Linked DNA regions of Homo sapiens: region 1 is linked to region 2. A link is a contact called in ENCODE Hi-C or POLR2A ChIA-PET data. All regions are on one chromosome and are shown on one strand. The core of a region is the stretch at or near the end of the contact, and the rest is flanking DNA. Distances in the headings are between cores, read along the strand shown. Region 1 holds the start of PCSK4 (proprotein convertase subtilisin/kexin type 4). Region 2 overlaps FSTL3 (follistatin like 3).

Evidence for each region. Hi-C counts contacts between places; a loop is a spot of excess contacts on that map. ChIA-PET counts read pairs that join two places held with the same protein, here RNA polymerase II (POLR2A). Pooled maps may share reads with other maps.
Region 1: a loop to region 2 is called in a map with no recorded cell type, with 18 times the contacts of the local background. The contact joins the promoter of PCSK4 here to the enhancer-like site in region 2. A Hi-C loop is called at or near these places in 1 of 37 single-sample maps with no recorded cell type and 8 of 50 pooled maps. POLR2A ChIA-PET finds 5 or more read pairs at or near these places in 1 of 52 experiments (HEK293T).

The regions. Positions count from the first base shown.
Region 1 is chr19:1,485,608-1,491,775 of GRCh38, reverse strand. PCSK4 (proprotein convertase subtilisin/kexin type 4) reads left to right here and starts at 1,426. Exons shown (of 15, transcript NM_017573.5): 1 at 1,426-1,618; 2 at 1,879-1,983; 3 at 3,496-3,588; 4 at 3,684-3,812; 5 at 3,915-3,991; 6 at 4,085-4,173; 7 at 4,463-4,635; 8 at 4,711-4,923. The coding sequence starts at 1,430. REEP6 (receptor accessory protein 6) reads right to left here and starts at 595. Exons shown (of 5, transcript NM_138393.4): 1 at 392-595. The coding sequence starts at 506. RefSeq lists silencers at 347-466, 497-1,036, 1,257-1,686.
Region 2 is chr19:679,173-684,900 of GRCh38, reverse strand. It overlaps FSTL3 (follistatin like 3), which reads right to left. Exons shown (of 5, transcript NM_005860.3): 3 at 4,412-4,627; 4 at 3,341-3,568; 5 at 1,516-3,251. The coding sequence ends at 3,193. Among named protein-coding and RNA genes, the nearest start is that of FSTL3, 5.6 kb to the right of the region's middle. RefSeq lists enhancers at 2,870-3,418, 3,419-3,968, 5,653-5,728 and silencers at 3,789-3,888, 4,079-4,858, 4,889-5,198. Within about 2 kb of position 3,925, at least 41 of the 41 ENCODE cell types and tissues checked have a DNase peak (open chromatin) inside an H3K27ac peak, as active enhancers do.

The DNA.
Region 1 (6,168 bases), core at 177-2,676, 810 kb before region 2:
CTCAGAAAAACGGGAAGATCTCTACTGTTGCAGCCAGGCCGGGGTCCACGGGGGAAGGGGGACGGCGAAACGCGCAGGACACTGGCATCCCGACCCCTCTGGGGCCACTGGGCAACTGGAAGAACCGGACTTCGGCATGGCAGGCACCCAGCGCCCGGAAGGAGGCGTCGGGGGGCGGCCAGGGGCGGAAGCTAGAGAGGGGTGGCCCGGGAGCAGGGTCGCAGGGCGCGGGCAAGGGAAGGGCTGCGGGCGGACCTCGAGGTCCCAGTCACCTCGCGCGCTCCACCGGCCGGACCGGACCCCGTAGCCGGGGAAGGAGTCCGGTCTGCGACCCCCAGGCCCATGGCCTCGGTGTGCCCGTCGGCGAAACGGGCTAGCGCCGACGGCTCACCTGCAGCCAGATACCGCTTCTCCACCCCGGTCTTGGCCTCCAGCGCCCCCAGCACTTCGGTGACCAGGTTCCTTTGCTCCAGGAAGTGCTCCACGCGCTGCCTCAGGCCGTCCATGGCCCCGACGCGCCCGGGGTTGGCTGCTCGAGCTCGCCCGCGGACCAGGGCACCCACCCCGCTGCACGCGCACCGCTTTCCCGCAGCCTGAGCCGCGATGCTCCGGCCCCGCGCCGGTGTCCGCCCCCGGCCCCCCGCTAGGACCAATGGGAGGGCAGGGCGGACAAAGGAGGAGGGGCCTGCCCCGTCTCCCCCGCCGCATAGCCCTCCGCCACGGCCGCCGCTGCCCAGACCCCGCCGGGAGAGGGCGGGGCGCGGCGGCCCAGGGCACCGATTGGCCGGGCCGGAGCGAGACGTAGCTGATTGGAAGGGCGGTGTCAGAGGATGGGATTATTGGCTGAAGGGTGGAGCCAGGGCGAGGAGAGGCGTGGGGGGGCGGAACCGGGGGGAGGGGCTAAAGAAACATCCGAGCCGATTGGAGAAACGGGACGCGATTCATTGGCGAGACCAGTGGAGGGCGGGGCTGATCACAAAGGAGGCAGGGCGGAATGGTAGGGGCGGGAACGGGGCGAGGCTTATCGGAGGAGGCGGGATTACGCAAAAGAATGATTCTGATTAGGCCGGACAGGAGGCCGGGCTGATTCTCGAAGGAGGGGTGTGTTGGAAAGTGGGAGAGGTCAAACAAAGGGTAGGACGCGTTATCGCAACAGTGAACCCGCTTCTCTGGGTTAGTCTTGTCGTTGTACAAATGGGAAAACTGAGGCTCCCGAGGGTGTGGGTCTGCGGAAGACGGGCAGGCGTGCGTCCCTCTCCCGCTTCTGTTAGATCTTCGCGCCCCTCCTGGCTGAGTAGCCGCAAGGCCCCCTGGGAGTCGAAGCCTTCTGCGTTGCTATGGCGCCGGGGGCGGGTCGGACGCCTGGGCCCACTCGGCGGTTTGGCGGGAGGGAGGGGATTTGCGCAGGCCCCGCTCCCGCCCCGCCTCCATGCGGCCCGCCCCGATTGCGCTGTGGCTGCGCCTGGTCTTGGCCCTGGCCCTTGTCCGCCCCCGGGCTGTGGGGTGGGCCCCGGTCCGAGCCCCCATCTATGTCAGCAGCTGGGCCGTCCAGGTGTCCCAGGGTAACCGGGAGGTCGAGCGCCTGGCACGCAAATTCGGCTTCGTCAACCTGGGGCCGGTGGGTGGGACCGGGATAGACGGGAAGTGGGGGCTTGGAGGGGACTGAACAACCCTAGACCCCGACAAGGGGGAGGGAGCCCACAAGGTCTTCTAAATATCAAGAGTCCCAGCCCACCCCTGCCTCAGCCAAGCTCAGCTTCTGGGACTCCCAGAGAGCACCTGCTGGGGAAGGACAAAGAAGGGGGCTGTTACCGGCCCTCGGGGGCTTCAGCAGGGGAGCCGGGTCCCATCGGTGCGGCCGCTTCCCCACATCCCCAGATCTTCCCTGACGGGCAGTACTTTCACCTGCGGCACCGGGGCGTGGTCCAGCAGTCCCTGACCCCGCACTGGGGCCACCGCCTGCACCTGAAGAAAAACCCCAAGGTGAGCCTGGCCTGGAGGCCAACCCCCTGCCCGGGGTCTCAGCTGCCTCCTGGGGCCACCAGCCATCTTCTGTGGTTCTCGTGGTTGTTATGAACAGCTGTGTGCTTTCTGTGGCTCAGACCCGCCCGGGCCCCAAGTCTATACAGCAAGAGGAGGCAGGAAGACCCAGATACGGAAATCATGGCGCCTGCCAGGGCCTGGTACACAGTGGGCACCTCTTGTCCTCCCCCTCCCTCCTCTGGGCCCCAGGGGCTCTGGTAAGGAGGGACAGACGGCGTGACTTCCCCACCGTCTAGGTCATGGGATGGAGGGAAGGGGATTTTACGACACCGTAATGGGTTCCAAAGAGTAGGAGGCTTGGCCCGGCGCGGTGGCTCACGCCTGTAATCCCAGCACTTTGGGAGGCGGAGGCGGTCGGATCACAAGGTCAGGAAATCGAGACGAGATCCTAGCGAACACGGTGAAACCCTGTCTCTACTGAAAATACAAAAAAATTAGCCGGGCATGGTGGCAGGCGCCTGTAGTCCCAGCTATTCAGGAGGCTTAGGCAGGAGAATGGTGTGAACCCGGGAGGCGGAGCTTGCAGTGAGCCGAGATCGCGCCATTGCACTCCAGCCTGGGCGACAGAGCGAGACTCCGTCTCAAAAAAAAAAAAAAAAAAAGTAGGAGGCTTACAGTCACCCAGTGGCCCTCAGGACGCAGTGTCCAGGCGCTCAGAAAGGGGCCTGGGTCCCATCGGGCTGGGCCCTGTCTAGAAAATGCCTGGGATGTCAAGCTGAGGGGTTGGGATGGAGCCTGGGAAGCCCTCGGAGGCCAGGAAGTGCCTTGAACAGGACTGGACAGCTGCCTGCTTACAGCACCGGGAGGGAGAGCAGTGGCCAGTTCCTGATGTGGTTTGCAAGAGAGAAGCCAGGCCTGGCGTGGTGGTTCATGCCTGTAATCCCGGCACTTCGGGAGGCCAAGGCAGGCAGATCACTTAAGCTCAGGAGTTCGAGACCAGCCTGATCAACATGGCGAAACCCCATCTCTACTAAATGTACAAAAATTAGCCGGGCATGGTGGTGTGCGCCTGTAGTCCCAGCTACTTGGGAGGCTGAGGTAGGAGAATCGCTTGAACCCAGGAGGCAGAGGTTGCAGTGAGCCAAGATTGCGCCACTGCACCCCAGCCTGGGCGACAGAACAAGACTCTGTCTCAAAAAAAGAAAAAAAATAAGGAAGTGATGCAGGAGAGAGATAGAAGGATCTAGAACAGGGATGGGGGAGAGAGTGGGGTGGGGACCCGGGGACCTGCAGTCACCCGCGGCAGCAACGACGCGTCTGTGGGCCCAAGGACAGGTGGTCCAAAAGCCTCGACCCCTTCCGACTGCAGACAGAGCCCCAGGCACATGGGGACCCTGGAGAGCAACCCCCACAAACACAGGGTCCCAGGGCACGGGGCTGCCTCACTCCCTGAACCACGAGGGGCCCCAGGGGCGAGCAGGGGACAGGCCTGATGCACCCTCTGCTCTGCAGGTGCAGTGGTTCCAGCAGCAGACGCTGCAGCGGCGGGTGAAACGCTCTGTCGTGGTGCCCACGGACCCCTGGTTCTCCAAGCAGTGGTACATGGTGAGCAGGCAGCCAGGGTGGGTAGACGGGGACGGGGCCGCTGGCGCCCTCAACTCCAGGCCCTCACAGGGTCACAACCCCGCCTCCCCCTGCAGAACAGCGAGGCCCAACCAGACCTGAGCATCCTGCAGGCCTGGAGTCAGGGGCTGTCAGGCCAGGGCATCGTGGTCTCTGTGCTGGACGATGGCATCGAGAAGGACCACCCGGACCTCTGGGCCAACTACGTGAGACCGCGGGTGGCTGTGGGCGAGGGCTGCCCCAGGTGCCGAGGCTGGCACCACCCTAGGGACGCCTCCCGGCCCCCTCATATCCCCACCTGCCCCCAGGACCCCCTGGCCAGCTATGACTTCAATGACTACGACCCGGACCCCCAGCCCCGCTACACCCCCAGCAAAGAGAACCGGTGAGCAGGGCTCCCACAGCACACGGGGGAAGCCCCAGTACCCGGCAGGGGGATGGAGGCCGTGACAGGAGCCCCTCTTGGCCCTGGCACCAGGCACGGGACCCGCTGTGCTGGGGAGGTGGCCGCGATGGCCAACAATGGCTTCTGTGGTGTGGGGGTCGCTTTCAACGCCCGAATCGGAGGTACCCGGGGTCCCCCAGCGGCACCATTCCGGGACAGAGAGGGAAGGGGGTGACTCTGGCGGGGAGCTGGGCCCAAGGACTCGGGAGCCCACCCTCTCACTGCTGGGTGGTGCTAGGGCCCCAGACTCCAGGGCTTGGGGGGTGCTGAGCCAATACGAATGGTCCCACTCCAGGGAGCAGAGAGAGGGCCCAGGTAGGGCTGGGGAGTGGTGTGGAGTGGCGCGGGGCGGGCTGGGGTGTGGGGAAGGGCAGGGCCGGTGGCAGCGGCCCTCCCGCCCTGGCTCTGCAGGCGTACGGATGCTGGACGGTACCATCACCGATGTCATCGAGGCCCAGTCGCTGAGCCTGCAGCCGCAGCACATCCACATTTACAGCGCCAGCTGGGGTCCCGAGGACGACGGCCGCACGGTGGACGGCCCCGGCATCCTCACCCGCGAGGCCTTCCGGCGTGGTGTGACCAAGGTGAGTGGCAGCCCGAGGAGGGCAGGGGTGGCAGGCCAGGCCGACGCCCCCTCCCCGCCCCTCCTGGTTTCCCAGGGCCGCGGCGGGCTGGGCACGCTCTTCATCTGGGCCTCGGGCAACGGCGGCCTGCACTACGACAACTGCAACTGCGACGGCTACACCAACAGCATCCACACGCTTTCCGTGGGCAGCACCACCCAGCAGGGCCGCGTGCCCTGGTACAGCGAAGCCTGCGCCTCCACCCTCACCACCACCTACAGCAGCGGCGTGGCCACCGACCCCCAGATCGTGAGTGCAGCCGCCCCAACAGGGTCCCCTCCCCAGGCCCTGCCATCCCAGCCTGGCCTCCTCCTGTCCCCACCACTGTGACTTAGCACCCTCCCAAAGCTGCTTTGAAAATGCAAATCCAGGCCGAGCACGGTGGCTCACACCTGTAATCCCAGCACTTTGGGAGGCTAAGGCAGGCAGATCACAAGGTCAGGAGATCAAGACCATCCTGGCTAACATGGTGAAACCCTGTCTCTACTAAAACTACAAAAAAAAAAGGCCAGGCACGGTGGCTGACGCCTGTAATCCCAGCACTTTGGGAGGCCGAGGCGGGTGGATCACGAGGTCGGGAGATCGAGACCATCCTGGCTAACAGAGTGAAACCCCGTCTCTACTAAAAATACAAAAAATTAGCCGGGCGTGGTGGTGGGCGCCTGTAGTCCCAGCTACTCGGGAGGCTGAGGCAGGAGAATGGCATGAACCCGGGAGGCAGGGTTTGCAGTGAGCCGAGATCGGGCCACTGCACTCCAGCCTGGGCGACAGAGTGAGACTCCGTCTCAAAAATCAATCAATCAATCAATCAATAACCCAAATCCAGGCCAAGCACAGTGGCTCGCGCCTGTAATCCCAGCACTTTGGGAGACCAAGGTGGGTGGATCACCTGAGGTCAAGAGTTCAGGACCAGCCTAGCCAACATGGCAAAACCCCATCTCTACTAAAAATACAAAAAAAAATTAGCCAGGCATGGTGGCGGGCGCCTGTAATCCCAGCTACTCAGGAGGCTGAGGCAGGAGAATCGCTTGAACCCCAGAGATGGAGGTTGCAGTGAGCCAAGATTGCACCACTGCACTCCAGTTTAGGCCACAGAGCGAGACCCTGTCTCAAAACAAAACAAAACAAAACAAAACAAAAACAAATCCAGCCGGGCGCAACAGCTCACTTTGGGAGGCCAAAGTGGGAGAATCACTTCAGCCCAGGGTTTCTTTTCATTTGTTTGTTTTTGAAGATGGAGTCTGGCTCTGTCGTCCAGGCTGGAGTGCAGTGGCGCGATCTCAGCTCACTGCAAGCTCCGCCTCCCGGGTTCACACCATTCTCCTTCCTCAGCCTCCTGAGTAGCTGGGACTACAGGTGCCCGCCACCATGCCCGGCTAATTTTTTGTATTTTCAGTAGAGACAGGGTTTCACCATGTTAGCCAGGATGATCTCGATCTCCTGACCTCGTGATCCGCCCACCTCGGCCTCCCAAAGTGCTGGGATTACAGGTGT
Region 2 (5,728 bases), core at 2,676-5,175:
ATTCTTTGTATTTTTAGTAGAAACGGGGTTTCACCGTGTCAGCCAGGATGGTCTCGATCTCCTGATCTCGTGATCCACCCACCTCGGCCTCCCAGAGTGCTGGGATTACAGGCGTGAGCCACCGCGCCCGGCCTATTATTTTTTTAAGATGACGTCTCACTCTGTCACCAGGCTGGAGTGCAGTGGCGCAATCTCGGCTCATTGCAACCTCTGCCCCTGGGTTCAAGCCATTCTCCTGCCTCAGCCTCCCAACTAGCTGGGACTACAGGCATGTACCACCACACCCGGCTAATTTTTTGTATTTTTAGTAGAGATGGGGTTTCACCATGTTGGCCAGGATGGTCTCGATCTCTTGACCTCGTGATCCGCTAGCCTTGGCCTCCTAAAGTGCTGGGATTACAGGCGCGGGTGAGCCACCGCGCTGGGCCTTTTTGTTGTTGTTGTTGTTATTATTATTATTATTATTATTATTTTGAGACAGAGTCTCACTCCGTCACCCAGGCTGGAGTCCAGTGGTGCGATCTCGGCTCACTGCAACCTCTGCCTCCCAGGTTCAAGCGATTCTCCTGCCTCACCCTCCCAAGTAGCTGGGACTACAGGTGCATGACACCACACCTGGCTAATTTTTTTTTTTTTTTTTTTGAGATGGGGTCTTGCTCTGTCCCCCAGGCTGGAGTTTAGTGGCACGATCTCGGCTCACCGAGATTGGAGTTTCACCATGTTGGCCAGGTCGGTCTCGAACTCCTGACCTCATGATTCACCTGCCTCGGCCTCCCAAAGTGCTGGGATTACAGGCATGAACCACCACGCCCGGCCAATTATGCTATTATTATTATTTTAGAAACAGTCTCACTCTGTCACCCAGGCTGGAGTGCAGTGGTGCCAACACAGCTCACTGCAGCCTTGACATCCTGGGCTCAAGCCATCTTCCCACCTCCGCCTCCTGAGTAGCTGGGACCACAGGAGCATGCCACCATGCCTGGGTCTTTTTTTTTTTTTTTTTTTTTTTTGTAGAGATGAGGGTCTCACTATGTTGCCCAGGCTGGTCTGGAACTCCTGGCCTCAAGTGACCCGCCCGCCTTGGCCTCCCAAAGCGCCGAGATTATAGGGGTGAGCTACCCCACCCGGGCCCTAATCCTGTTATTTTTATTACTGCTATCGTTACACCCAAGTCATTCAAGACCGGGCCTCCATTTCTGGGTCCCAAGCCAGCTGGTGTCTTAGGGCTGCCCTAAGCCATCTTGTCTATCCTGTGTGCCCTCCCAAAAGACCTCCTTTCTCTCCCTCCCCTCCCGCTCTGCCTCAGCCCCTCCCGGGCTTGTCCACTGCCTGGAGAGGCACTGAGGCCCAGAGGCGGCCAGAGGCTGCCCAAGGACTAATGCTGGGTCTCTCTTCCCGTGCCTCCAGAGCACCCATGCGGCACCCCAGGCCCCAGGCTGCCCATCCCACAGCCGTGGGGGCGGCCTGAAGCCTTGAGAGAGGAGACAAACTGAGGCCTGGACACCCCAAAATGGCTTGAGTCTTTATTTCCTTGGTGAGGCAGGGCCCCAGGGTGGGGTGGGCTGCCTGGCTGAGGCTCCTGTAGACCCACCAACCTAGGGGCACTTTTCTGGGCACCACAGGTAAGGCACTGCCTGGGGGCTGGAGGAGGCTGGAGGAGGATGCCCAAGCTCCCCACATTCCTCACCCCAGACCGGGGAAGCTGGATATCCTCCGTGTTGTCCTCTCCCCATAGCTGGTCTGAGGCTGTGGTTTACACGCAGGCACAGGTAGGCGATTCTGAGCATCAACGCAGATGGAGGGGAGGGTGAGCCGTCGTGGGAGAACTGGCCCAAGACCAGCACCTGGCTGGTGTCGCCAGCCCCGGCTGCATTGGTGGGTGAGGCAGGTCTGGCTGGAGTCTGGGTCTGCAGGCCTGGCCGGGGCAGGTTGTGGGGGACCAAGGAGCCCTGGGTGTGAACCCCACTGTGGAGGCAGCAGGCACCTAGTGGTGCCACTGGGACACCCGGCTCCAGGACTCCGGATGTCACACATGCGTGAGTCTTGGCGTCTACACCCCCCTCGGGGCCAGTGGGTGAGCAGTGGCCCGTGGTCCCCGCCAGAGCTCCCCCAGAGTGGACTTGGCTCCGCCGGACACAGTGCCCTGCTCTGAGCTGCCGCTGGCTGCTCCACGTCTGAGACCACGCGACGTTGCCTCATGAACTGACGTGGACAGCAGCAGGGGAGACGCTGGGTGGTTCTGTGGCCAAGCACAGCCCGTGTCAGGAGCACAGGCCGTGCCCTTTCCCAGGGGGCACACTGGGCATTTCTCAATGGCCTTCACAGGACGCAAAGGGGCACACAGAGGCAGTGGGGAAGCTGGAGTTCTTGGGCTGGCAGGGAATGGTGGCAGCCTTCTTGGCCTTCATGAAGGGCCTGGCTTGCTGGGCTAAGGTCACAGTGTTCTGAGGTCCCCACACGCACTCAGACTAGACCCTCCGTACACACCCAGGCTAGACCCTCCATACTCACCCAGGCTAGACCCTCCATACACACCCAGGCTAGACCCTCCATACTCACCCAGGCTAGACCCTCCATACACACCCAGGCTAGACCCTCCATACTCACCCAGGCTAGACCCTCCATACTCACCCAGGCTAGATCCTCCATACACACCCAGGCTAGACCCTCCGTACTCACCCAGGCTAGACCCTCCGTACTCACCCAGGCTAGACCCTCCGTACTCACCCAGGCTAGACCCTCCGTACACACCCAGGCTAGACCCTCCGTACACACCCAGACTAGAGGCTTGGGGCTGAGAAAAGCAGTCATGCCTCTTCAGGAATTACCAGCAGAGAATGCCCAGCCCTCTTGATAGTAGCAATAATTAATAGGTTTATCCCCAAAGGAGCGGAAGTGTGGAATCCTCCCCGGCAATAGGTCTTAGGGTAGGGGCTGGGGCATCCTAGAGAAGGGCCCTAAATCAGGCGCTCAGTGTCCGGAACGCAGGTCTATCCCACCCACCAGCCGGCCCCCAGGCCTCCCTTCCTCAGTCCTTCCAGGATATCGTCAGGGAGGTTCTGGGATCCCCAAGTGGTCCGAATCCGGGCTCTAAGGAGTGTCCGTGGCATATAAATTAGACTCTGCTGTGGCAATAAATAACAGGGGATGATGGGGGGCCTCGGGCACCAGGCCCAGGCCTGTCCTGCAGGCTCACACGAAGTTCTCTTCCTCTTCTGCAGACTCACCACCTGGCGGCTCCTCAGGGGTGCCTGCAAGGGTCGATAAGAGCATTGAGGGCGCAGGGCAGGGGGTTCTCCGGCCCCCAGGACAGGCCTGTGCCCCCGCCCTGCGTCTGCACCTGCGCAGCTGCCCGCGTGGCGCACGCCGATGGAGCGGCCCAGGAAGCAGGTGGCCTGGCGCATGTGGCACGAGGAGATGTAGGTGACGTTGTTGTTGCCGCAAAGCTCCTGGCCGGGGCTGGAGGGCACAGGGCAGGGCGCCGCTCGACACACCACGCAGTGGGCGCTGCCCGTCTGGTCCACGACGCACGACTGTGGCCGCGGGCACACCACGTGCTCACAGGACTCTGCAGGCCGGGTGCCAGGGGAAGTTCAGGGGACATCTCGCTGAGAACCCCGCAGGGCTCTTGGCCCCAAGACCCACCCTTAACCCCCAAGATGCGAAAACCCTCTGGTAGGAGACACAAGCACCCCCCCGCCCCCCGTGAGCCCCCCTCTCCATTCCACCCCTCAGGCTCCACCCACAAGCCCTGCCCTTCCCATTGTACCCAGGAGCCACACCTCTTTCGTGAGCTCCTGCCCCTTATGCTACCCAAAGCCCCGCCCCTCCGCGACTGCGGGGCCGCCCACCCAAACTCCACCCACAAATCCCCGCCCATCTCCACCCAGGAACCACGCCCCAGCCAAGAGCCCCGCCCCTTACATGACCCAGTCTCACCCCCCTGGTTCCATCATGCCCCTCTGGTTACACCCACAAGCCCCTCTCTGAGTCACGCTCCCGCTCTGACCATGCCACATACCTCTTGCCCAGTGTGAGCCCCCAGAGGCCCACTATTTTCCAAATCCCAACCCTACAAAAGACCCTACCCCGTGATACTCCCTCGGAAGTATAAAGACGCCCTTACTCAGGCCCCACCGCCACCCATGTGACCTGTCCTGGGCTGGAGGCCCCGCCCCTACGCACTGCGGCAGCGGCCCCGCCCCTCCAGCAGGCCCCGCCCCTCCAGCAGGCCCCGCCCCCGCAGGCCTGGCCCTCACGCATTGCGGTAGCAGCCCCGATACGTCACGCTCAGGTCCGGGTGGTCCCGCCCCAGGCCCCGCCCCCGCCTACTGCGGCAGCAGCCTCGATACATGACGCGCAGGTCCGGTAGGTCCCGCCCCGCCCCTCCACAGACCACGCCCCCACGTACTGCGGCAGCGGCCCCGGTACATGACGCTCAGGTCCGGGTGGCCGCGGCAGCGCGCGGCGCGCAGCTCGCACTCGTCGCGGTAGGTGGCGCCGTCTGAGCCGCAGACCTGCAGCCGCGCCGGGAGCCCCGAGCAGTCGGGCGCGCACTCGCAGCGCGGGCGGCCCCCCAGCATGCGGCACGCCTTGCCCGGGCCGCACTCCACGCCGTCGCACGAATCTGCGGACAGAGGACACGCGCGTGGGGCCGGGCGCGGGAGGGTCCCGGGCGTGGGGCCGCGCGAAGGCCTCGGGGCCCCTCCCTGCGCCCCTTCTGCAGGGCGGAGGCGGGGGCGCCGTCCCAGGTCAGGGTCAGTCGGAGTCGGGGCCCTCGGGTTCCCAGGGGCAGGGCTCAGGGTCCGGGCGCGGGACCGGTGGGGCCGAGGTCCGCGCTGCGCCTGCGCTGGGGGGCGGGGGCTGGGCTCGGTGCGCGCGGGCCGGGGCGGGGGGGGGTCTCTGCCCGGAATCGGGGTCCAGCGGAGCTACGCAGCCCCGGGCCGCTCCTCCTTGCAGCTGGCTGACGTCTGCTCCCGATGCACGCGCTCTTCTGGGAAGGCCGGAGGGGCCCCAGCTGCGTCAGCCTGGGGTGTTCCGCCCTTGCCAGGCGCGAGTCTGGGGCTGCCAGGACCTTCCCCCAGGAGGCGTCGGGGAGGGCGGGGCGCTGGACGGCCCTCCTGGCCTGGGGAGCGATTCCAGGGGAGGGGGCCCCCCACAGCCCTAGGCCTCTGAACCAGGAGCTGCCCCGCAGCCCCGCTGCTCAGACAGGGATATTGAGGTCCTGCTAGGGAAGCTCTCTCTGGGGTCCCCGCCCCCGCTTTCAATGTGAATGCTCATCGCCTCCTAGGCTTATCGCATCTTCCCAAGTCATCATTTTACAGATGGGGAAACTGAGGCCGGGTCGCAGCTATGAGTGCAGGGGCCCAAGCACCTCAGTTTGAAAGCTGCAGCCAGGACCCAGATGACCAACCCCCTTTCTGTTATCTGGGGGTCTGGTAGGGCCTCTGAACACAGCTGTTGAGTTTATGTGCCAGCCTCAGTTTCTCTGTGTGTAAAGTGGGGCTGACGAGGGAGCCCCACTTCCAAGGCAGTGCGGCACTCCTTAGGGGATGGCCAGCGCCCGCCACGCAGCCCTTGCAGGGCATGTGGGCCGCACCTGGGCGGCCCCGGCACAGCGGCTCACAGGCACATCTGGAAATGCTCGGCCAGGGTGGCTTTTATGCGAGCGAGAACGGAAGGGGGCCTGAGTTCCGTCCCCAGGGCCAGATGAGGTTGGGGGTGGGGG